Linked DNA regions of Mus musculus: all the other regions are linked to region 2. The links are chromatin loops, found by intact Hi-C in ENCODE. Cell type or tissue: left cerebral cortex. All regions are shown on one strand.

Region 1 (8,000 bases), 290 kb before region 2:
TTTTCCCAGCCTTTTAGTCTGAGGAAATGATTGTTCATTCCAGTTATTTTTGATGTTAGTAATGGTATTATGCTTGTGTGCTTCTTTTCTTTTGGGTTTCTTGTGAGATGATTAATTTCTTGGTTTTTCTTGGGTATAGTTTCCCCCTTGTGTTAGAGTTTTCCTTCTATTATCTTCTGTAGAGCTGGGTTAGTAGAAAGATACTGTTTAAATTTTGTTATGTCATGAGATACCTTGGTTTCTTCATCTATGGTGATTGAGAGTATTGCTGAGCATAGTAGTCTGGCCTGCCATTTATGTTCTCTTAGGGTCTGCATGCCATCTGACCAAGATGTCCTGACTTTTAGAGTCTAATAGGTCTGCATTTATATGTTATTTGGCCTTTTTTCCTTGTCACTTTTAATATTCCTTCATTGTTCTGTGTATTTAGTGTTTTGATTATTATGTAATGGGAGGAATTTCTTTTCTGGTCCAATCTATTTGACATTCCTTAGACTCTTGTATGTTTATGATCATCTCTTTCTTTAGGTTAGGGAAGTTTTCTTCTATGGTTTTGTTGAAGATGTTTCCTGGCCCTTGCATTGGGAATTTTCAATCTCTTCTATTCCTATTATTATTACATTTGGTCTTTCCATTGTGTCCTGAATCTCCTTGATGTTTTTCTTTAGGAACCTTGTGCACTTTGTATTTCCTTTGACTTTTATATTATCATATTTTATGGTATCTTCCATGCCTGAGATTCTCTCTTTTTTCTCTTGTATTCTGTTGGTAACTCCTGATCTCTTTCTTATGTTTTCCATCTCCAGGGTTGTCAACCTTTGTGATTTCTTTATTGTTTCTATTTCCATTTTTTTAGATCCTGGACAGTTTTGTTCAATTTCTTCACCTGTTTGATTTTGGTTTCCTATATTTCTTTAAGGGAGTTATTTATGTCCTCCTTAAGGTCCTCTATCATCTTCATGACGTCGGATTTTAGGTCAGAATCTTGCTCTTCAGGTGTATTAGGTACCCAAGGCTTGCTGTGGTGGGAGAACCGGGTTCTGATGGTGCCAAGTGGAATTGGTTGCTGTTGCTTAGTTATTGCACTTGCCTTTCACCACCTGGTTATCTCAGGTATTAACTGGCCTTGCTGTCTCTGACTGGGTCCTGTCCCTCCTGTGATCCTCGTTATAACAGACCTTCTGTCAGTCAATCTGTCTCTGGGTATGGGTGTGGGTGTGAGCACCTGATCTGCTTTGGAGCGCAGTTGTTAACCAAAGGATTATGTATCTCTGGCAGGTTAATGCTGATAGGGCCCCACCTCTGCTGGACCCAATGGTGGCCCCAGTTAGGCCAGGTAATAAAAGGGTGGTGTATTATCTGTAAGCCTGTAGGTGATGGATCTCCTAGAAGTCAAGCTGTCTCAGTGTGGAAGGGTGTCAAGAGCACCAACTCTGCCTCAGGCTGAGTTGTGGGTGGGCTGGAGATTGTGTTTTTATATTTATTTTTCTAGAAAGTATCTTTATCTTTCATCCATTTGTTACTTATGATTCTGATGTTTTATTTCCATATATATGTAAAAATTTTTATTTTTCTATTTTCATTGGTTTATAGATGTATTCTGATATGGTTAGAGAAAAACATTTTGTATGATTTTAATTATGAATATATATTGAGATTGTTCTTTGACCTCACATACTATTGAAGACTGTTCCATGTGCTCATAGAGAGAGTGTATGTGTTGTTGTTGAGTGGGCTGTGACATAGATGTCTGCTATTCCAGTTGATCAGAATAGTATTGCTTGTGGTTGTAGATTTTATGACGATATCTGTGCTACTGACATGCACATTTCTGGAGGTAGAAAATGAAGTTTGCAGTTGTCACTATAGAAATATTTTTGCACTTAATCCTTTTAATCTACTTTTTATATTTTGGAGCTCTGCTCCTTAATTTCTTAGGTACATACTTATTATAGCTTCTTTATGAATGACCATTTTATTATTATAGCTTCTTTATGAGTGAACATTTTACTATTATAGAATATCCACAATTAATTCTTATGATATTTGTATTAAAGTCCTTTTTTTGTTTGTTTTTTTCAAGACAGGGTTTCTCTGTGTAGACCTGGCTGTCCTGGAACTCACTCTGTAGACCAGGCTGGCTTTGAACTCTGAAACTCACCTGCCTCTGCCTCCCAAGTGCTGGGATTAAAGGCGTGCACCATCACACCCAGCTTAAAGTCTATTTTATCTGATATTAGTGCCATATGTCTTTTAACCATTATCTATGCAATTATTTTTTTCTGTCTCTTCTGTCTAGTTTAATGTCCACTCAACACAAATTAGAGTCTTTTGGGGAGAGGGATTCTATTGATAAAATGCCTCCATAAGATGAGCCTGTAGACAGACCTCTAGGAAACATTCTAAACTAGTGACTGATGTGGATGGTCCGGCCAGTTGTGGGTAGTGTCACCCCTGAGCTGGTCCTGGCTGCAGTAAGAAAGCAAGTTGTTCAAGCTGTGAGGAGCAATCAAGTAAATAACATTCATTCATGGCCTCTACATCAGTTCCTGCCTCCAAGTTCCTGTCCTTTTTGAGTTACTAGCTGTGATATACATCACTATCCTGTAAGCTAAAATAAACCATTTCTTCTACAGGTTACTTTTGGTCATCGTGTTTTGTCACTGCTATGGAAAGCCTAACTAAAACATTGCCCTTTGACTTCACACCTATTTTTGTATTTTTAATCTAAACTAACTCTCCTTTAAGAGGCATATAATTGAATACTGACTTCTCCATACCACCATCCTCTCCCTTTAAAGTGGAATAACAAGGAGAAAGAGGAAGAGGAAAAAGGAGAAGGAACAAAAAGAACAAGAACAAGAACCAGAACAAGAACAGGCTCTATCCCGCCGAAGACAGAAGAGAGGAAGATCACTAGCAAACACACAGGAATGATGGGCTTGAAAATGTGGAGAAACAACCTTCAGCGAGTGGCAGAAAGAGTAGGCTGCTTGAAATATGGCTAGCTCCAGGGGTGCCACATGTGCTAGGTGAAATGTGGCCAGATCAGAAGTGCAACGCCATTGGCTGCAGAGATTCTATTCTGGTTGAAATGTGACATGATGAGCTTCAGTGACAAAGCTGAGTTTCACTGAAGTGAATAGTATAACCTCCCTGCTATCACTGTGAAGCTTGAAGACTGTGGAACACAGTACCATACAGGCAAGCAATAGCATGGCTGTATAAGACAGGAGCTATAAGGCAGTCTCATAGGTAAATAGAACTGTTTTCAGACAGACTATTAAAACACAGGCAAAAAAAAAAAAAAAGGAGCCTGGATCTGAGTTAAAAGAGAACACCCCACAGCAAAGGTAAACACAGCCCTCCCACAACCCACCTCCACAGAACCAGGAACATTGAGGGAAGCAGCCTGGAAGCATGACTATTCAGGACAGAGAAGAGAAAGCTGCAGCTGGCAAGTGGGCGCAAAATACTAAGAGAGGCATCCCTTGTTCAGAATAGGGAAGCACCTACCAAAAGATACATCTGACACAAACATTTTTCTCAGTAGGAGGGGCATCCTGTCTAAGTTATTTGTGTTGTTGATGAATAGCCATCTTCCTACTTGCTCACACAGCTATATGAAATATAATGTGGGGAGCAGGGCAAACCACATCCCTCCCAGCTAGGAAGAAATGCTGATAGATGTTATGAATTTGACTTCATTTTCTTATATTCTCTTTGCTCTAAAATGTATTTTATGAATTCTTTGAGAATTTCTTACAATGTATATTTATCACATTCACTCCTCTCTACTCCTCCCCTTTCCAAACTCTCAACCATCCATCCTTTCCAACTTTGAGATTATTCTTCTCCTTCTGTTCCTAACTAGTCCAGTTTGTGTTGCCCAGATGGTCTTGGGATTGGAGGTGCCCTGGAATGTAGTTAACCTACCATGGGTCACATAATTAAAAAATAGAAATAGATAAATAGATAGATGGATAGATAGATAGATGGATAGATGGATGGATGGATAGAAAGAAAGAAAGAAAGAAAGAAAGAAAGAAAGAAAGAAAGAAAGAAAGAAAAACTGAACCCCCAGAAGCTATCTAATGCTAGTAACTCCTTAGCCAGTAGTGGTTTTAGTGTCCTCCTCTACTTCTCTTTGTTGAGATTTTGTCTGGATGGAGTAACCCAAATTCAATGCAAGCTGCCAAAATCACTTGGAGTTAATATACATGCATCTGCCCTGCTTGTAAATCATGGTTTATTTGATGTTATCCATAACCACTGTCTCTTACAGTCTTCCCACGCCTCCTCTTTACACCTTTGTATTTCCAATGTTTAGTTGTCCTGATACAGCCAATGCCTTGCCTTGAGATGCCTTGGTGACTACTATCTGTTCCTTTTTGCACTTACTCTCTACTTTGTCTGCTATTTATCATATTGCTAAGGAGTATGCTTTATCCTGTTTCTACTTTACTCTTTTTCCCTACTTACTCTTAGTTTCAAACTTTTTAAATATTTGTAATAATTTAATATTTTTCATAAAATAGTTTTAGAAGCTCTAAAAGTCTATAAATTATATTTTTGAGCAGTTTCCTGGCCCTCCTTTCTTGAATCATATCAGGGGCTATAATAGAAGTACAAAAGTATTTTGCTGAATGCTACAGGGCAGACCTGTTGTTTAGTCATTGTTTCTATCAGTGCCCACCTTCAATAGAGATAAGTTTCCATGAAAATTCACAAAAAATAAAGTCATGAGAATAAGGAAATGAAAACACCAGAGTATACATCCATTCCAACCCTTATCAGACTGCCGTGAATAACATGGAAACAGAGAGAAGGCTACCATGGCAGCTCCACAAGGTCTCAAATCTCTTCAAACCAGGAAAAAAGCAAAGAGGACAAACTAGCTGAAATGAATCAAAAAGAATCTAGAATTCTACTTTTCAAAGGAATGATGCATATGTAGAGGGCTAGAGAAGAGGAATGAAGGATGAAAATTAAGATGACGTCATAACCAGCCAAGAGGATGTAAAGCTTGACAATGCAAAGGAAAGACCCAAACTGAAGGAATAACTTAGCAAGGAAACCGAGACTCTGAAAAGGGAAAAAACAAAAATGTTGGAAATAAGGCAACTAAACAATCAAAAATGGAGTTGAGCCAGGCAGTGGTGGCGCATGCCTTTAATCCCAGCACTTGGGAGGCAGAGACAGGGAGATTTCTGAGTTCAAGGCCAGCCTGGTCTGCAGAGTGAGTTCCAGGACAGCCAGGGAGGGCTATACGTAGACACCCTGTCTCGGAAAAAAATAAATGGAGTTGACAGACAGACAGTATCAAAGAGAAAAAAGAGCATTTGAGATGGGAAACAAAATGGAAAAAAATACTCCACTGAGACTGCAGTAAAAAGAAACAACACATAAACATGTTCACACCACACACTCAACCAAAACCACAGAACAAAAGCAACAATGAAAACTAAAGGTGCAGAGAATACAGTTTGTTAAGTGGGTAGTGTCTGATGTCCCCCTGCCACAGGTAAACCATTCCATCTGGAAACTTGATGAGAAGTTGAAACAAAATCATACAACTTTGAGAACAGGGTCCACATTTACCCCCTCGGTTTTACAAACCACACATCTTTGAGAATAATGTCCATATTTCTTCGTCCATGCACCAGTAGTGCCACGCTTCTGTGACACCAATGATCTAGTGAGAGGGTGATGAGTGGCAATTTGGAGTGCTATAACAATCTCTTACAACAATGTGGCTGGCAGTGTCAACTTCTCCCTATGCTTTGCCTAGTTATCAGTGTTTCACTGTCTCTCATAGACCAGGCTTGCTGTTATTCATTTGTTCATTTGTTTACTTCTTTCTCCCAGCTTTTTAGTTTCTAGAAGAATAGAGCCCTGGAGTTTCCTGTTGTGCTACTTTCGGTAAATTCACTACTATGTTTTGTGAACTTCAAAAAATAGTTTAATTAATATTTTAATTAATTCTAAGAAATGTATTTTGAGGATATTCATGTCCCTCTCCCAACCCCTCCCATATTTGGCCAATCTGCCCCTCTTGTTTGTAACCCCTGAAATTTGAGTTATCTCCCTCTGCCCTGTCAAATCCACTTTTGTTGGCTAGCTACTCTTGGGAGTGGGACCTGTCCTGTAGCATGGTAGATATACCAGAGATTATAGCATTAAAGTAAATCGACTCTCCCTCTCCCAGCATCCATCAAATGCTAACAGTTTATCCATGCCCACCTCCCCTCATCTCCATCCCTGGATGCTGAAGGTTATGTCTAGCTGGACCTTATATAGGCTGTGCACATGTTATACTCACTGTGAGTTTACATGTGTACCTGGAAAACAGTGTTTCCTTTATGTTATCTACCACCTCTGACTCTTAATATCTCTCCTTTTCTTCTTCCCCAAAGATTCCTGAATTTTAGAAAAACCAATCTGATATGTTCGTTCTATTTGAGGCTGCATTATCTTTTAGTTTTATTTTATTTTATGTATGCTTGTTAATCAGTTGAAGGTGTATGTATTAATTGCTAGATAGTTACTCTATAAAGAAACTTCTTTGATGAGAGTTAAGAGGTGAGCTGATCCATTTATATAGCAATAAGTCATTAGGAATCATTCTAATGTTATGCCCATCTGGTGAAATAATGGTATTGGATTCTCCTGTAGGGTCTAATTCTATTTAGCCACAGGTTCTTGAATATGTTACCAGTTCCAGGTATGGATTCTAGCTCATGGAGTTGGCTAGATCCAATCAGAAAGTGGTTGGTTAATCTAATAACATTTGTGTCACTCTTGTGCCAAGGGCTCAGTCACAATCTTGTCGGGCCAGTAGTTATTGTAGATTGCTGGGCCAGTAGTTATTGTAGATTGCTGAGTCTATAGTTGGGTGAAAGTGGTAATTACTTTGTCCCATCTCTGGTAACCCTGAAAACTAGCCAGTACAGATGAATGAGTCCCAGGTGTGTACCACTTTGATTTCCCTATATTCACCACCTATATGTGGTGTCTTCCATTATGGAGTCTTCTTCAGTTGCATGATTTTGCACTTTTTTCAATTCTTTGATAATGCAAGCATGTAGAGATTATAAATAGCCTCAAAGATCATTTGGTCTCAACTCAGTAGTGTTAATGGGTTACTTTTATTACCACCTCATTTTGATTCCATTCTTATCTCTTTTGCTATATTTGATCAATTTTGGTTTGTTTGTTTGTTTGTTTGTTTGTTTTATAAATCTAAGATATCTAAAACTTATGTAAACCCATTAATTCATCTGAAATCAAAGAAGAATGCATTTTTGTCCATATATCTGCTTTGAAAGTTTTCATTGGCTTCTCTTTTTTTTAATTAATTTATTCACTTTACATCCCAATCATGCACCCCCATCCCTCCTCTCTCCCAATCCCAGTCTTACAAATCCTTCCCCGACTACCCTTCTCCTTTCTCCTTAGAGAAGGGGAATCCCTTGGGTGCCACCCCACCCTGGGACAACCAGCTGCAGCAGGACTAAGTGCATCCTCTCCCACTGAGGTCCAACCAGGCAATCCAGTTACTGAAAAGGAATCCAGTAGCAGGCAACTGAGTCAGAGGCAGTCTCTGCTCCAGTTATTATGGGACTCACATGAAGACCACACAGCACATCTGCTACAAAAGTGTAGGATGTCTAGGTCTAACCTCTGCATGCTTTTTAGTTGGTGGTTCAGTCTTTGTTATTTACATGTTTTTATTTTTAAATTTCAAATTCACTAAGATTGTTGACTTGTATTTTTGTTATTTTTCTAAGTTAATTGCCAACCGTGAATATTTTAAATTAAAACTAGTCTCTGCTTAAGCACTAATAATAGGTACTGTTGCAGATTTGCAAAGTACTGTTTTGCCTAAAATTTGTTTACAGTGTAGATCAAATTGTCTCCAATCTTACTAATTTTTCAGCCTACTCAAAATATAATTTCTGTTTACTTCTTCTAGTTCCATTAATTTTTATTTACCAGGC
Region 2 (8,000 bases):
CTGATTTGAGCTTTTGAAACCCTAAACCCCATCCTCAATGATATATTTCCTCCAACAAGACCACACCTACTTCAGCAAGGCCTCTCCTCCTAATCCCTCTAAAGCAGTGCCACTCCCTAAAGATTCATGCCACTCCCATGCATTTTCATTTAACTATGTGAGGCCATCGGGGCCATTTTTACTCAAACCACTAGTTACTTTTAACAATTTTTACAAATGGCATCTTATATTACAGCCCTGGACTGCTAGCATGTTTTGTGTACATGTTCAATACACACTTTTCTCACTTTCACCCTGAAACAGAGCCCTCTCCAACTACCAGAACTTTTCCTCCTTCTTTTAATAAGGTGGAGGACATAGGTAGGTGTAAGAAAGATGAGTCTCATTCAGGCAACTGCAACCAATAGTCCCCACTCTGAGGAAACAATAAAGATTATGGGAACTGTAGCAACTGCATAGTTCTTGTGCCTATTTCAACAAAGAGGGCAGAGCAGAGCAGAAGGCTCAGTGGAAGCCAGACAACCTGAGTTCTAGTCCAGACATTCACACAGTAAGAAAGAACTGATACCTGCAAGCTATCCTGACACACAAGCACTGTGACAAACACACACACACACACACACACACACACATATGCACACACACACACATGCACACACATACATATATGCACATATACACACACATACATATACACACACATACATTTATACATGCACATACACATGCACATATACACACATGCATGCATGTGTGTGGGTGTGCACACACAGTAAATAAATGAAAAATAAATAAATAAAAGTTGGGGTATACAGTTTCAGTAGACTTCAGCCATGAAAATTCCATTTCCCAGGGATACTCATGTGCTTCAAAAAGCTCAGAGATACAGGACTTACTTAACATGCATGAAGCCCCAAAGTCAATTCCCAGCACCAAAAACTAAGCACTATTACGGGGGGCGGGAAAAAAAACCTATTACAACACTTCCCCCATTGCCATATTCACACCCCTAGATACACAATTAAGTCATCTGATATGTGGTTCATTTTAAGGGTTCAGATAGCTCCAGTATACAGCTCAGGTTAAGAAATGCTGGCCTAATGCAAATCTCTCATCTTACACATTTTCTAAACTAAATGTTAAAAGGCTAAATTCTTGGCTCGGAAGCCCAACAAATTTGAAGCAGGCATGGGAAGAGAGGCATGGCCTGTACAGAAGTCCTAGTTTCATTTCTCTTGCTGTTGTGAAATATCCTGACAAAAAGCAACACGGGAGAGGGGACGGTTCCCTTGGCTTGAAATCCCAGGTTACAGCCCATTACTGCGGGGAAGGCAGCTAAGAGCAAGGGCATCACACTCACAGAGGAGCACAGAGAACAGAAGCAAGGCATTCATCTTCGCTTACTTGTTCTCACCCAGCTTCCTCCTCTCTCCCTGCCTAGGGAGTGGAATGGCACAGCAAACAACTGCCTGGGTCTTCTTCCCTCAGTCAACAGTAAAGACAACCTCCTACTGGCCAAGAGATAGATAGTCCCTATGACTCTCTTCCCAGGTAATTCTAAAGCAGTGTCAAATTGACAGCTAAAATTAACCAGCACAGAGGGAAAGAAGAAAAAAGAACTTATTGAAAGACAATATGAACTGGAACCATGCTGATAACTGTCTATCATTTCTTGGCCTTGACCCCAGTCCCAGGAGGTTGACTCTACAGCCTGTTTCAGTAGCCTCCAAGGTCACTACAAGCAGGAGACCAGAGTGTGGAAAGGCTGTGTAACTCCTCTTGGGCTCCCTCAAGCGCAGCTGAGCACACATCTTGACAGAGCCAGTTCTCCACACCTCACTCTTCTCCAGTAGTAGAGCCTTACTGTCCACGGCCTTAACACCCTTTGTAGGTTTCTCAACCTTGTTCTTACCTCTGAAGATAGCTCAATTATTAGTGCTTCTTGCCTCAACACAGAAATCTATACAGACATATCTATGGGCTAAGATGAGCTTCCTATGGTGGGAGCAGGTTAGAGGCAATGTATATTATTTTCTGTGGTCAGGAAAGTTTGAAAAACATTTTCAAGGTTCTTCTTCCGCCACTGTCTCCTGTAGCTGGGAGCAAGTGAACTGAAACTACTAAAAATAAACAATTTGAGCCTCTTTAATCATCACCATTAAGTAAGTAGCAATGTTCACATATAAGAAAATCAAACGTACTTATTAAAACAGGTAATGCTCATCACTGCCCAACAATGGAAGAGCTACATTGGCAAGTGACTTATCAGTGCCCAGCACACATGAAGAAAAGCTCTAACCAGTTCTAACATGTGCTGCTGTAATGGCACTCCAAGTTAGGAAATTTATTATAAAATACGAATAAAGCCATTTTATCACAGCTTAATATGTAGTTTTTAGAGTTGAGCAGCTATAAGTAATTCAAGCAACAAGTGACTAGCAAAACCTCTCACCATGTTAAGACCAAGGAGTTATTTTAAAAGTTCCACCCTGAGATGCAACTCTCACACACACCGGGGGATGAAATCAATCGGAGGAAATGTAGTTAGTTACACAGCCTACAAAAACATGGAAATTGCTGACCCTCTGCAGGGTCAGTGGCTTTCTGAGCTTCCACAACATGGTGGTACAAAAGAAATCACTATGGATACCGGCCTTGAGAGTACAGGGCCAGAACTGACCCAAGGACACCAGATCCTGATCCTTCAGCAGAGCCTTCATTCTCTCCAGGTGCTGTGTGGTCTCACAGCAGATGGCCAAGCGAGAAGACAGAGACTGTGGTGTTCCTCCTAACTCCCACCCTTGGTGACCTCTATCCAGGGTACACCTAAGACTACGGCCTGCCACATTCACTGTACTTCCACTCACAAAGTCAAAAAGAGCAAGTCAAGAGAAATGCTGCCCACCTGCATTGAACAAAACAGTATTTCTGCAAGGGCATTAGTAAACCCAAATATAAGCCATCCAGTATAAGCAAACCCAAAGGAACTGTACCACAAAACATGAAAAGAACAGGACCCTTTAAAATCTATTATTGTCTCTCCCTAAAATAAACAGTGTCATCCCTTACTCTACTACAGTTGCTGTTTGTACTAGCCGTTCACAAACGCTGGAGCTTTCTTCTGCCGTGGGATCAGAAATCAGGATTATGCATTTGCTTTTACATAGGAACTGATGCTGTAAAATGCTTTGGGTACAAACATGCATCACCCAAGGAGTTGGTATTGCTCTTCAGGACATCCCTGGGTAAGCAGGGCATGGGATAACTCCATATAACACAGAAGGAAGGCCCTCAAAGTGAGACTTAAACCAAAATCAAGCACTCTGCACCAGTGCTGAGTGCCTTCAACCTCAGCCACTGTACCACGCTGCCTCCCCAAGGTGGATTTAACCTGTACACTTGCCATGTTCTCAAGCTAGCTGCTGAAGGAGGGAATGATGAAAATAATGAATTTGCCAAATCTTGACCCAAGTATTTAAAAAAAAAAAATCCTAGTAACGATGCCAGCCTTCTTGAACCCACAAACACACAGCCATGACTGGCTTTCAATAACTATACAGCTGCAGAAGAGGCTGGCCCCACAGGAAGGCTGATTTTGCTGTATTGTCTGTCTAAACCCCAAACTTCAAGCACCCCAAACTCTTAGAGGTCATTAAGCAACAGGGAAAAGATAGTAAGAAAATATCACTACATAATTCAACAACTAAATCCCATCGTGGCAAAAATATCACAGAATCCTTATGAAGGGCTTGTTAAAATTAGGCCTATTAATCCAACTTCTATAAACTTGCCTTATCCGACAAAGTCACAGAAAACGAACCCAGAAGATAGTCCACACGTAAATGCCTCAACTTTATTTCTTCTAGGCACAAGTTACATCCCATCCATTTGGTGCATGGAAGAAGGTAAAGAGATGCCAGCAGGCAAGGTTAAAGCTTGGGCATCCAAAACACGACGCAGCCTGAAAAGTGACAGAACCACGAAGTGCCACCCTCAGTGTTTGCGGCCAAGAAGGGAAAAAGCACGCTAAAATTTAATTATAAGTTTGGCAACTTTCTAAGTCAGGAAACCTGGGTATTTCGAGCTCCAGGAATCGCTCGCATCACCAAGCAAACCATCCTCCGAAGTAGCGGCTGGGCCAGGGGTAAAGAGTGGACTGTGGATGCAGGCAGAATCCAGTCTCCTCGGCGCGGACCAGCCCGCCCGCGGCCAGCCGAGCAGCTGTTGATCTCGGGGCCATGTTTTTAAAAGCCCGGGCGGACCGCGGGGCAGAGGATGTGTGGAGCTGAGCCCCGGAAGGAGCGGGGAGGAGTAGGGAGGAGGCAGGAGCGTCCCGGGAAAAGTCAGAGAGGGCTGCTAACTGGCTCACCTAGCAGCAGCGTGCTCCAGGTCCGGCCGCGCCCGCGCCGCAGGCCCAGCGCCCAGTGCAGCCCGGCCGCCAGGCGGCCCGCGAGGCCGTCCGGGGCGGGCGCGGCGGTCCCTGCGCGGGGTCCCTTCCTGCCCGCCGCGCCCCTGCGCCCCGGCGACGGCGGCGTGCGCTCCGACCCCAGCTCCCCGGCGTCCACCTCGGATGCCCCGCTCAGTGGCGGCGGCGACGAGCGGGCCGACCGGGGCGGCCTGGGAGCCGCGTCCCGGTGCTTGCTCCGCGCCTGCAGGACCATCTTGGCATAGTCGCGCCCGCTAGCTGCGCGCGCCCGGACGGCGGCCGGGATCCGCGGACTGGCGGTCGCTCACTCTGGCCGGCGAGGGCGGGCCGGGAGGCGGGGACAGCGCGGGCCGTGTGGCCGCTGCCTACCGCGTGGCGGCCGAGAGGCGGCGCCGGACTCCCGCGCCTCCGCCGTTGCCGCTCTCGGGTTGCCAGGGCGACAACGGAACGCCGCGGGGCGGAGGCGGGGACAAACTGCGAGCGGCGCGGCCCCGCCCCTCCGGCGCGCGCGCCCGGGCGCGCTCCAGCGGCCAAGCGCGCACGCGCGGGCTACCAGCGGGGCGGGACCGGCGGCCAGGGGAGTAGCGTGGACGACCTCCCGGAAGCGGCAGTGCGCCCTCGGGAACCGGGGATCTGGCTGTGAGGCGGCGTGGCGCGGGGCGGGAACCTAGTGGCCACGGAACGGCGCCGTGGGTACACTCCGGGGTTTCTGTGCATTAGGCTTGTGCAAGAAACTAACGGGGTAAAAGTGTGACCTCGCCACTCAGAACAGCCAGGTTTCTGGTTCAAGGATGAGAAGCAGGGAGTGGACCGAGTATTCAAATAAGTGTCCGGTAGGTCGGAGCGAGGATGTAATCTGAAGGCCTGGGTAGGAACCCAAACTCAAGTCATAAATGAAAAGGGCCTGTCAGGGAAGGTTATCCACGTGTTACTTTTACCTCATGTATACTGAAAGTATGGAAACCGGCTAAAAGATGTGACACTTGAAAACGAATTTTCTCATAGCAGGATGTAGGAGTTAATGAAGAAGCCCAGGGAAAGAAAAAAGAAAAAAAAAAAAAAAGAATATGTTCCAAGTTAACCTTCCTTGCCTCCAGCCCATTGCTATTTGCACAAAGCCTTGGAGAATTGCAGCAGCGAGACTTATTTCTTGGCTCCTGTCCAAATGAGCTTGTTCCAAAAAGTCTGGATGCTGGAAATCAAGGCACATCGTTTCACTTTTCTCCACAGTAATTACAGGGGTTTCAGGAGGCTCTGGCTTCTATTGCTCACGACTTTATTAATATGAGCATTCATTAACTCAGGCACAAAGAATGGATTTTGTTAAAGGACTCACCGCTATATTACACTTTGTAAGTTTCCTGAGTTTGATTATTAAGTTATGTATTGAAAACAAGGAACAACTGTTTAAGACACCTCTATTTAAAAAAATGATTGACAGTGTCATACAGGGGCTTATATTGTGAAATAAGGTATCAGGTTGATAGAGTGTTATTTCTAGGGTTGATACTAAATTTATAACCTACCAGATTAAAAGAAATTTACTTCAGTGTCTGCCAAAGACAATAACAGTAATTTCATCACTAGCATACTTATTAATTAGAAGACACACGGAGCTACAGTATTGGATTGCTTGTCCCTGAGATGTGGGGCATGCTTCCCAATCAGTTTTTCCATGGAGTGTCACTGGTTATATCACCCACAATCCAGGGCAGTCCTTGGGCCCACCAGTAGTTGGCTAACACACAAAAAAACGAACTCTGTGGTTATGTTGTTTGTGGAGTTTTTGTTTTACTTTGACATTTTTGTTGTTGTTGTACTGATCTTTTGCTTGTTCCAGGTTTCATTTTTGTGCTTTTGAGTGGTATTTTAAAAAGATTTGGGAGGTAAGAAGTTGAATGATAGGGAGGTTCTGGGAAAAATTAGGGAGAGGAAAAATGATCAAAATATACTGTATGAGAAAAATTAAAAGTGTGTACAAAAAGAAAAAAGTTTCCTAGTGCTTTCTGGGCTCTGTGGGGGAAAACTTGTGGTGGGGGAGGGGCGACTGATTAATTGGTACAATTCTGTTAGATGATTTTCTTGTTCAGTAAATGAATGGATGAGTACAGGAAACAGCATAATCAAACATGATGTTCCTAGCTCTTGAACATTCTCCACATGACCTGAGTTTCTGGAAGAAACCAAATCTCTCTAGTAGTCATCTTTAGCTGCAGCTTTGACCCAAGCTCAGAACATGGCTGAAAATTTGCTCAGTTGACTTAGAAAAGGACTACTTATGGGTGGGGCAGACCCGGTAGATCTTAATTCCTCTCCTGTGATGCACCCTCAGGAAACCTCAAGTAAGGGAAGTGTGAACTGTGGGGGTAGGGGGATGGTGCTTGGTTTGAGTTTTGGGTTTTGTTTTTTGGTTTCATTTTTTGTTTCTTCTAGACCCAGGTTGGAATCCCTGCTCTGATGCCTGGCACGACTCTCCTCTTCACACCCTTCACCTTTTGAATCTCCGTTTCCCCCTCTCTGGGATAAGAAGAATTTTTATTTAGAATTGAGCCAAGAGATGGCTCACAAGCGGAGGCAGGAAATCAAGAGCCACCCTAGACTTTAATGGTCCTCGACTCCTTGGGTGTCAGGTTTCTCAGATCTGACCTGAATCACTCACTGACCCTGCTTCCAACAGGTGCTTTACAAAGTAATATCCATTTCATGAATCACTAAGCCTAGATACAATAGCAGGCCACTCCTGGTGCCCTGCTCCTCAGAGGGAGGATGTTTTGCTCTGGGAAGTGGTAGAACTGAAAATGGAGTCTTTAGAGAATATGCCAGACTTGATTTAACCTTTAAAACTCTAGAAGATCTGGAATACAGTTTATTTGTCTCTGTATTATTAGACCAGTGCCTACCACATAGTGATTGATATTTTTTTAAAAACTGACAAACTAAAAGCTACTTCTTAATTAATAAAAAATTATGTTGGGCTAAAGAGATGGCTCAGAGGTTAAGAGCACTGACTGCCCCTCCACAGATCCTTAGTTCAATTCCCAGCAACGATATGGTGGCTCACATCCTTTTGTAATGGAATCTGATGCCCTCTTCTGGTGTGTCCAAAGACAGTGACCATGTACTCATACAAATGAAATAAATCTTTAAAAAGTTATATGTGCACACTCACATGAATTAAGACAAGGCTACAATGACTTTAAATTAAGTATTGGCATATATGACTTTAAATTTAGTATGCTTTCTATGCTTTAATGGTATACCAGAAAGATAATTCCTACTGCGATGCTATAGAATACTAGCCTGAGACAAAGAATCTAAGCCAGGAATCAAAAAGAACTACTACTACTCAAGAAATGTTCCAAGGCTGATTCCTGAACAAAACACCAATCCAATTCTCACTATAAAACTATACTTTGCCCATGGATGTGTTGAAGACACTTTGTGTGCACCTATAAGAATAAGTGGTAGATGATATAAAGATGAAGTAGACATAGAATGAAGATTAAAAGTATTAAATCGTAAAGCAAGACAAGTAATCCAGAAAGGTAAAACTTAGTAATGAGTAATGAAGAAA
Region 3 (8,000 bases), 280 kb before region 2:
TAGGAATGAACCCTCTGTATTTTTAGGTTTTATTATTTTACTGAAGCATGAAGTCTAATTTTATAGATACATTGTTTGTAAGTGCAGCACACCCTGATAGTAGCAGCCAGGAAGCAGCATGGTTACATTCTCTCAATCCTAATCTCATCTAATCCAGCATGGTTTGGTCATTGGAACCTGAATAGGGGTGGTGGGGAGATAAAGAAAGAATGGACACACAGATGCATGTGCAGAAAAGTTGGGGTCAGATGTTCTATCCTTTCTCTGATGGTGTCATGCAAACTACCTCCACAACCCAGAAGCTTAGCTTAGTGTGTTCATTAAGTACAAGATAGGATAGGAGGATTTAGCTAGTCTGTAAGAGATTTCTGTAGGTGAGCAGTCTCAGACTACAAACATCTTGAAGAAGGAAGCTGTTCTTCCTAGGTTTTGCACACAGTTGTCAGCTGTTCTTAAACACTAGTACCTGAACCAGAAGGAAGCTTTGCCTTTCTGAGCCTGACCCAGGGGAAAGACTGCCAGTTTCCCATGGATTGGAGGCCTTGGTTTTTGGGTCATGTCATATCAGTAATATACATCTGCTCAGGGACTACATCCACTTTTTACGTATTCATTCAATGTTTCCTCCATTTCCCACATTCTCCATCAATACTGACCACCAACCCTGAACCATCAAAGGTGACATATGCAGTTCAGACAACCTCATTCCTTTTCGACTGCATATAAATGGAATTCTGTAGTCTGTGTCCTTTTACATCTGGCTTCTTTGGCTCATCAGGGTGTTCATAACATCCAATATTGCTGCTGTACTGGCTACAATTTGTTGTCCTTCTTAAGTGGTGCTCCAGCATGACTTTGTAACAAGTAAAATATCTATGCTGCTAATGAGGATCCCTGGATCCTTTCCAGGCTAGGGTTGTTCTGAGCCACAAGCATTCCCAGACATGTTTTCTGTGACACTGTTTGTGATTTCTGATTTAAATTTTGTACATTGTGCATAAATTATGTTTAAAAAATTGTAAAGATGTTTTCCAGGCTTTTTTTTTTAGGTATGATATTAGTGCATCCCTGGATGCCTTGAAACTTGCTATGTAGACCAGACTGAGCTTGAGCTCAGAAAGATCCTCAGGACTTTTTGATTCAGGTAAGAGGCTTAGCCTCTTAGATGCTGACAAGTAGGCAGAAAACAAACAAACAAAAATGCACAAAGGTATGATGTTTGTTAATATTTACCGAATCATCACAAAGCCAATACGTGGGAGGGAAAGCAGAATTCTACAAATCACCCAAAGCCATAGACTTGCTCATTACTCGCATTGTAGATCTATGGAAACTGAAACCGCAATGTGAGGCTCTCTCACTCAAAGTGGCAGGGATAGCTCCTGGAAAGCCACATGGCAATGCATGCTTGACTCAGAGCTCATGCACTCAGCCTCTAACCGCACACTGGTTAGACAGGCTGGAACTCGGGGGGCCTGTCAAGCAAGGGAAAGAGGAGCTGAGATTGCAACAGCTAGTTTAGCCCAGCATCAGGGACTGTCATTTTCCTTCCCTCATGCCCTAATTAATCAAATCCTCTCGAACATGAAAGGGAGTGAGATTGGATTTTTGATAAGATGAATGAAAGAAATCAGTTCCCATCTGGAGCCTTGAAAACGCTCCTGTTTAAGCCAACAGGGAACACTTCAGTGCAACCTGCAAGGTAATTTTCTAATTTCCCAAGGAGGCTAGAAGATTTGGCTATGTCAAGACCAATCTAGATTCACAAGCCTTTGAGAATAGCTGAACAATCAGGGTCAAAGGTCTACAGTAAAAGTATGACAACTTCTGTTTTGTAAAAATCTAACTATGAAATGATAAATGATCTCATTCCCTCTACCTAATTGAGCTAATATAGCCAGAAAAGTCGTGGTCCATATGTAAGTGAACAAGCCTGGTTATGGATCAATAAAACTTTATTGTGGAAATTAGCATCTGAGTTTCTTATAGTTTCCATGTGCTCAGAAATGTATTTATCGTTATTATTTTATATTTTTGCCAATGAAACATTCAAGAGCCATGCTTAATTTGAAAGCAACACACACACACACACACACACACACACATACAATGTGAAGAAAGCAGAAACCTGAGTTTTGACCCTAGCTTTGCCATTTGCTCTGTGGCTTTACATTTTTTAAAATTATATAGATTGATTGGTTGATTTATTGATTTGAGGAGAGCATACACACACCACAGCATATGTGTGGGAGTTAGAGGACAACTTGCAGAAGTCACCTCTCTCCTTCCACCATGTGGGATTTAGGATGTCGCTCCAGTTACTAGGTTTCCAGGCAGGGCCTTTACCGACTAAGCCAACTATACTGGCCCTTCTGTGGATTTTTACGGATGTTTAAATAATCCAAGCTTCAGTTCTTTTCTGTGTAAATGGCCACAGCAGGTGCTATGTATTTAGAACCTTTTTTTGTGGCTGGCATGGAGCGGAGTACTTTATATGCTTGCCTCAAATTATCCTCATAATGAGCACAGGAGGCTAAGGGGCTCGGAATGTAGGCCAGGAAAAGAGGAGGCATTTAGCGGGGCTGAAGCCCTGACTTCAATATTCAGTGCAACACCGAGGAAAAAAAAATCATGAGAAGCTGAAATAGCTATGTTTCTTTTTTGGATAGCTACAGTGATGAAAAGAGAATCTGTGGCCTCATCTGGCCTTTGCCGTTTCTTGACATTGATGCTTCTGCTGTGGAACATGGTGGCTCATAGGGTACGATGGTTAAAGGGACCCTTGTTTTGGAGGCTGGTTTTTTGTCCTGTTCTACCCATCTGGCCTACTCCTTGATAAAGATAAGTGAATGTCACTTGTAGAGAAGAACCTCATAAGAGATATGACAATAAGCAAGACTTTCTGAGGAGATAATTCACAGTGTCTCTCTTACATGTCATTCCTAGTTTTGAAGCTCACCACTTCTCTTGTTTTTGAAATGTCCTCCAGTTTCCCCCTTCTCGGCTAGATACAGTTTTCTCTCTCCATTAACTAGTGAGTCAACAGTAGACCTAGCACCCCAGTGTTGTTCTGACCCCATGGTTTGGTTCAGCTGCTCTCCTGTCTGTATAGGTCCCTGACTTCTGACGTCCCTGCTGAACTTGAACTCCATTCTCCATGCTGTACAGACAATACACATCTGTCCTCAAATGGAGTAAAGTCCCTCAGATACGTGCAGAAAATGTGCATCCTCTGCACCTCAGTCTGCTTTTCAGTCATTGTTCAAAGCCCCTGGGTAAGCAGGCTAGAGCAGTCATAAAGAGAAAGCCTGGCACATGGAGCCCTCCTGGATGGTTTTGAGCAACCATCTCTCTGAATCAAGCAGCTGCAAGTTAGTCTATGCAGCAGGTTCCCCTGCTGTGAAGTGAGACCTAAACTAACCTTGGAGGGCTTGGGTAGCAATTAAATTATTTCTTCTAATTCTGATTTTTTAAGTGATGCCAAATATTTAGTGGTATAGGTTCCCAGTGTTGTGATTATTGTTAATGTTGTCAGTCTATGTGGACCCTAGACCTTCTCTTCGCCAGAGAGTATGAAGGTGCAGTGTCTTGTGGGAGTAGTTATCGCATCATATTCCAAGGCACTCTAACTAACAATGAACATACCCTGAATGAAAGGAATAACTGAACAGCTCTAAACCCTCTTTCCAATATAATGTTACCTTTTCTTTTAATAGAACATTGCCCACATCTTCAGTACTGTGAAAAATGTAGAAGTGCTGACGCTTGCCAGCTTCCCCTGTTTGGGCATTGATGTCATGCATCCTCCCAAGCAGGAAAGTTTTGGTTGTCAGTTTAGCGTTTTGATATAATTTCAGGATTATGGAAAGCTCCAGTTGCCGTCTTCCTCTATCCTTACATGCTAGATTCTCACTCTGCTTCACAACATCAATGACTTTGATAGAGCAGGTTAGGAGTCGTGTTAGACTGGCTGCTGATTAGATTTGAGTGGTGGACTTTTAAGAGGGATGCCAAATGTCTCTGCACTGTTACTAGTCACATTACTGTCAGGCTTTTCTGCTGTAAACATACTGTCTTCCATTTGCAATTAGCACAAGTTATGAAATTGTATAATTAGTTGGTAACTCAAACTTTCACTCAGCTCTTGGCATGCAAAATCAATGCTGGAAAGATTTCCACGTTCTGATTTGCTCCTAATATCATTCCTTCTGTGTGTTTATTATTTGGCTTATTGAGAATAAGAAAGGATTTTCCATTCTTCCATTGATACACTTTTATCAGTATGGGACCACTGATTCTTATTTTCTTCAACACATTATAATTTGTTACTATCATTTTATTTTGGGCACAAATTGCCAATTGATCCCGGAGAACACTACAATTTGACTCCCATTCCTATTGAAATGTTTTTAAAGCATCCTTTGGGAAATTCCTTACATTCCAGCACTACAGGGTCTCGGGCCTAATTTGTACCTTTTTTTTTTTTTTTTTTTTTTGCAGCCTAGTCCTGGAGTCATCCACTGCTACAAAGTCATGTACATCAGTACAAGTTTGAATGAAAGGACCACAGGTAGAAACATAACTGCTAGAAATTAGGACTATTCTAGGGATGTTGGGTCATAGTCTCAATTGACCTCTAGATAGTTTTCATGGGCCTTAATTGGATAGTATCCACATGAGTAGAAAATTGGAAGTTATCATAAAGATAGAGATGAGGAGGCTGCTGCTGACATTTAGTAAGTGAGGTCAGCAATGGCAAATGTCTTGCAATGCACAGAACCATCTAGCCTAACAGAGAACTGCCCTGCAAACTGCATCCCCACTAATTAATGGTACTCCAGTTCCTAGACCACTCACTACAATTAATCTCTCTTGTGTTGTACTCTTGTGGGAACTTGTTTCATTCTTTTCACCTCATCCATTGACTAAACCACTATTTTATTCTTCTATTTAGTATCAAATAAATTAAGTCCATTGCCATGTAGTCTAAGAAATAAAAGATGTCATCATCGTAGGTTGGGTTTAAAAAAGACTCTACTTTCCATTTACCATTTACTTTTCAGAAGAACCTCTTCTACAATTTGCCTAGGAGACCAAGACTTCCGGCAAGACATGCCCTCTCCTCATACAGTATGTGTGGTAATCTGTCCAGTGCTTGGCCCTGTTCATTGCATCAGTGCTGTAACAAACATCTAAGTTTTATGTGCTGAGCACTTTCCTAAGCACCTTACATGCATTATCTCATTTAACCTCTGTAGTAGCCCAATAAATCAAGTGGTTTTATTACACACTTGTACAAAGGATGTAGGCTTTAGCAACACACACAGAAACTGTAGAGCGCTACCGTGACAACGCCAGCATTCAAAACCCCACAGGCAAATGCCACTCTGCATATTTGGCTCATTCATGTGAGGACATTTTCAGTGAAATGAAAAATATAAAATCAAATAGATGTGTCACAAAAAATCTTTACCACAGAGGAATAAATCAAAGAACTGAATTAGGCTTTCAGGCCCTGCAAAGTCAATGTGGGAAGGCCATATTTCATTCTGTGGTTTCCTGGTGGCTTAAATTAAGGTCAAAATTAATCAGAATAAAGGTTTCCTCTTGTCTTGAGGGAAGTGCACAGTGAGATGTCTCCTGATAATATTGATTCTATGGAGCTCTTCTACAGCAGTCACCGAAGCAATGCTACACCATCAATACAGTAGGTAAGTCAGTAGCACTAACACACCTTCACAGAAACCAGAAGCATTGCTCGGCCCAAGGCACAGGCTCCATGGTCAACACCTGTGCATAGCTAGGCTTATGACATAGTATTCCCTAGCATTATGGTGGTAACATTCTTAGTGCTTTGAATTTTGAATAAATAGATATGTGCTATGATCTTAGTTTATGCATCAAAAACATAAGAGTATAAGAGGCCAAACCTAGAATGACCTCACTCCTTCCTGCCTTATCTCCTGGTGAGTACTGTATTCTCTTTTTATATACTGTTATTGAAAATAGAGCTTTTCTAATATGTCCTGATTATGGTTTCCCCTCTCTCTACTTCTCCAAATTCCTCCCCACTTCTCCTGCCATCCAGATCTATCCCTGTATGTCTCCCTTTAGAAATAGTCAGAATTCTAAGGTAATATAAAATATACTATAACATAATATAATATATTATAACATATAAAAGAAAGAACAAAAACTAACACATCGGAGTAGAACAAAACAAACAGAAGGAAAAGAGCCCACAAAAAGTCACAAGAAACAGATATATATGCAGAGACCCAGTCACCTGCACAGTCAGAAATCCCATAAAAACACTAAACCGGAAGCTAAAGTTATACACAAAGGACCTGGAGAGCATAAATAAATAAATAAATAAATAACAATATATGACAATATATAATAAAAATAGTATTTTTTAAAAGCCTTGACAAAAAATTATGAGGCAAAGAACCTCCAAAGATGCTGTTGAATTCATTTTCTGCTGGTCACCTATGGCTGAGTATGCAGTCTACCTTTAAGGAATACTTTGCTTCTTGACCTTCATATGGTCTGTGAATTGTATCTTGGATATTCCACACTTTTGGGCTAATATCCTCTTATCAGTGAGTACATATCATATGTGTTCTTTCGTGTGAGCCTGAGTACAAGAGACTTTCCATGGAGATCTCTGGCCAGGCCTGGTGTGAGGGTTCCAGCGACGGGAAGAGAGTGTGGTCAGGGAGGCGAAGTCTTTGCGGAGCCAAGCCGCTCTGCACTCAGGCTGGGCCGAGAGGCCAACTATCCAATGAGGAGTGCGGCAGAGCCTCAGGCAAAGCCTCAGGCTTCCGGAGAGGAGATCTCTTCCCAAGTGTTACAGCTCTTGGAACAAAAGGCTCAGATGGCAGAGTAGTTCTCACACACCTTTAATTTCCTGGATAGTATTTATATACAGTTTTGGGGGTGATTCAGGATTGACAGCAGGTACCTCTCATTGGCTTGGACTGAAAGTTTGGGAGAAACCTTATTTGCATGTGGGAAGGCTTGGTGCTGCTCCTACAAGACAGATAGCTAGCTACATACCTCTCCTGCGGCAGCAGCGGTGGTGGAGGTGGTGGTGGAGGTGGTGGTGGTGGTGGTGGAGGTGGTGGTGGGTGGTGGGAGTTTAACTTCCACAGGAGCCAGGGGCCCAGGAGACATGATCAAACATGTTCTGTTCCATATAGGTGGAAATCACCACCCATTGGGTCCCCGCGGTTCCAGACCTTTGGTCAACTAGAGACCAGGCTGTCTGTGAGCAGCCCTCTGCCCCACACTTTTGTGAATGAGTTACCTCACTCAGGATGATATTTTTATGTTCCATCCATTTGCCTGCAAATTTCATGAAGTCATTGTTTTTAATAGCTGAGTAGTATTCCATTGTGTAAATGTGCCACATTTTCTGTATCCATTCTTCTGTTGAAGAACATCTGGGTTCTTTCCAACTTTTGGCTATTATAAATATGGCTGCTATGAACATAGCAGAGCAAGTGTTCTTTCTATGGAACATCTTCTGCATGCATGCTTTGGAATGCTATAGCTGGGTTCTCAGGTAGTACTATGTCCAGTTTTCTGAGGAATCACCAGACTGATTTCCAGAGTGGTTGTACCAGCTTGAAGTCCAACCAGCAATGGAGGAGTGTTCCTCTTTCTCCAAATTCTCACCAGCATCTGCTATCACCTGAAGGTTTTTTTTTTTTTTTAATCTTAACCTTTCTGACTGGTATGAAGTAGAATCTCAGAGTAGTTTTGATTTGCATTTCCCTGATGACTAAGGATGTTGAACATTTCTTTAGGTACTTCTTGGCCATTCAAATTTCCTCAAATTTCAGTTGAGAATTCTCTGTTTAGCTTTGTTCCCCATTTTTAATATGGTTATTTGGTTCTCTGGAGTCTAATTTCTTGATTTCTTTGTATATATTGGATATTAGACCTCTATTAGATGTAGGATTGGTAAAGATCTTTTCCCAATCTGCTGGTTGCTG

What was found. Peaks named below come from ENCODE experiments on the same cell type or tissue, not always from the same donor. Only the 100,000 strongest peaks of a DNase experiment are listed, where the experiment ranks them.
Region 1: a loop joins it to region 2, with 2.6 times the contacts of the local background. A loop is called at or near these places in 2 of 42 quality-filtered maps.
Region 3: a loop joins it to region 2, with 2.3 times the contacts of the local background. A loop is called at or near these places in 2 of 42 quality-filtered maps.

What each region holds. Positions count from the first base shown.
Region 1 is chr9:24,208,403-24,216,402 of GRCm38, forward strand. The region is part of intron 3 of Npsr1 (neuropeptide S receptor 1); the gene reads left to right. Among named protein-coding and RNA genes, the nearest start is that of Npsr1, 110 kb to the left of the region's middle. In left cerebral cortex, no CTCF peak of the experiment used is centred here; a DNase peak (open chromatin) is centred at 3,435; H3K27ac peaks cover 1,812 bases.
Region 2 is chr9:24,498,470-24,506,469 of GRCm38, forward strand. It overlaps Dpy19l1 (dpy-19-like 1 (C. elegans)), which reads right to left and starts at 4,671. Exons shown (of 23, transcript NM_001359948.1): 1 at 4,370-4,671. The coding sequence starts at 4,661. LOC115487153 (a long non-coding RNA gene) reads right to left here and starts at 4,064. Exons shown (of 2, transcript XR_003948106.1): 1 at 1-4,064. In left cerebral cortex, CTCF peaks have their summits at 1,516, 3,394, 4,785 and 6,163; DNase peaks (open chromatin) are centred at 1,438, 3,294, 4,241, 4,827 and 1 more place; H3K4me3 peaks cover 3,309 bases; H3K27ac peaks cover 1,748 bases.
Region 3 is chr9:24,222,642-24,230,641 of GRCm38, forward strand. All of the region lies in intron 3 of Npsr1 (neuropeptide S receptor 1), which reads left to right. Among named protein-coding and RNA genes, the nearest start is that of Npsr1, 130 kb to the left of the region's middle. In left cerebral cortex, no CTCF peak of the experiment used is centred here; a DNase peak (open chromatin) is centred at 3,780.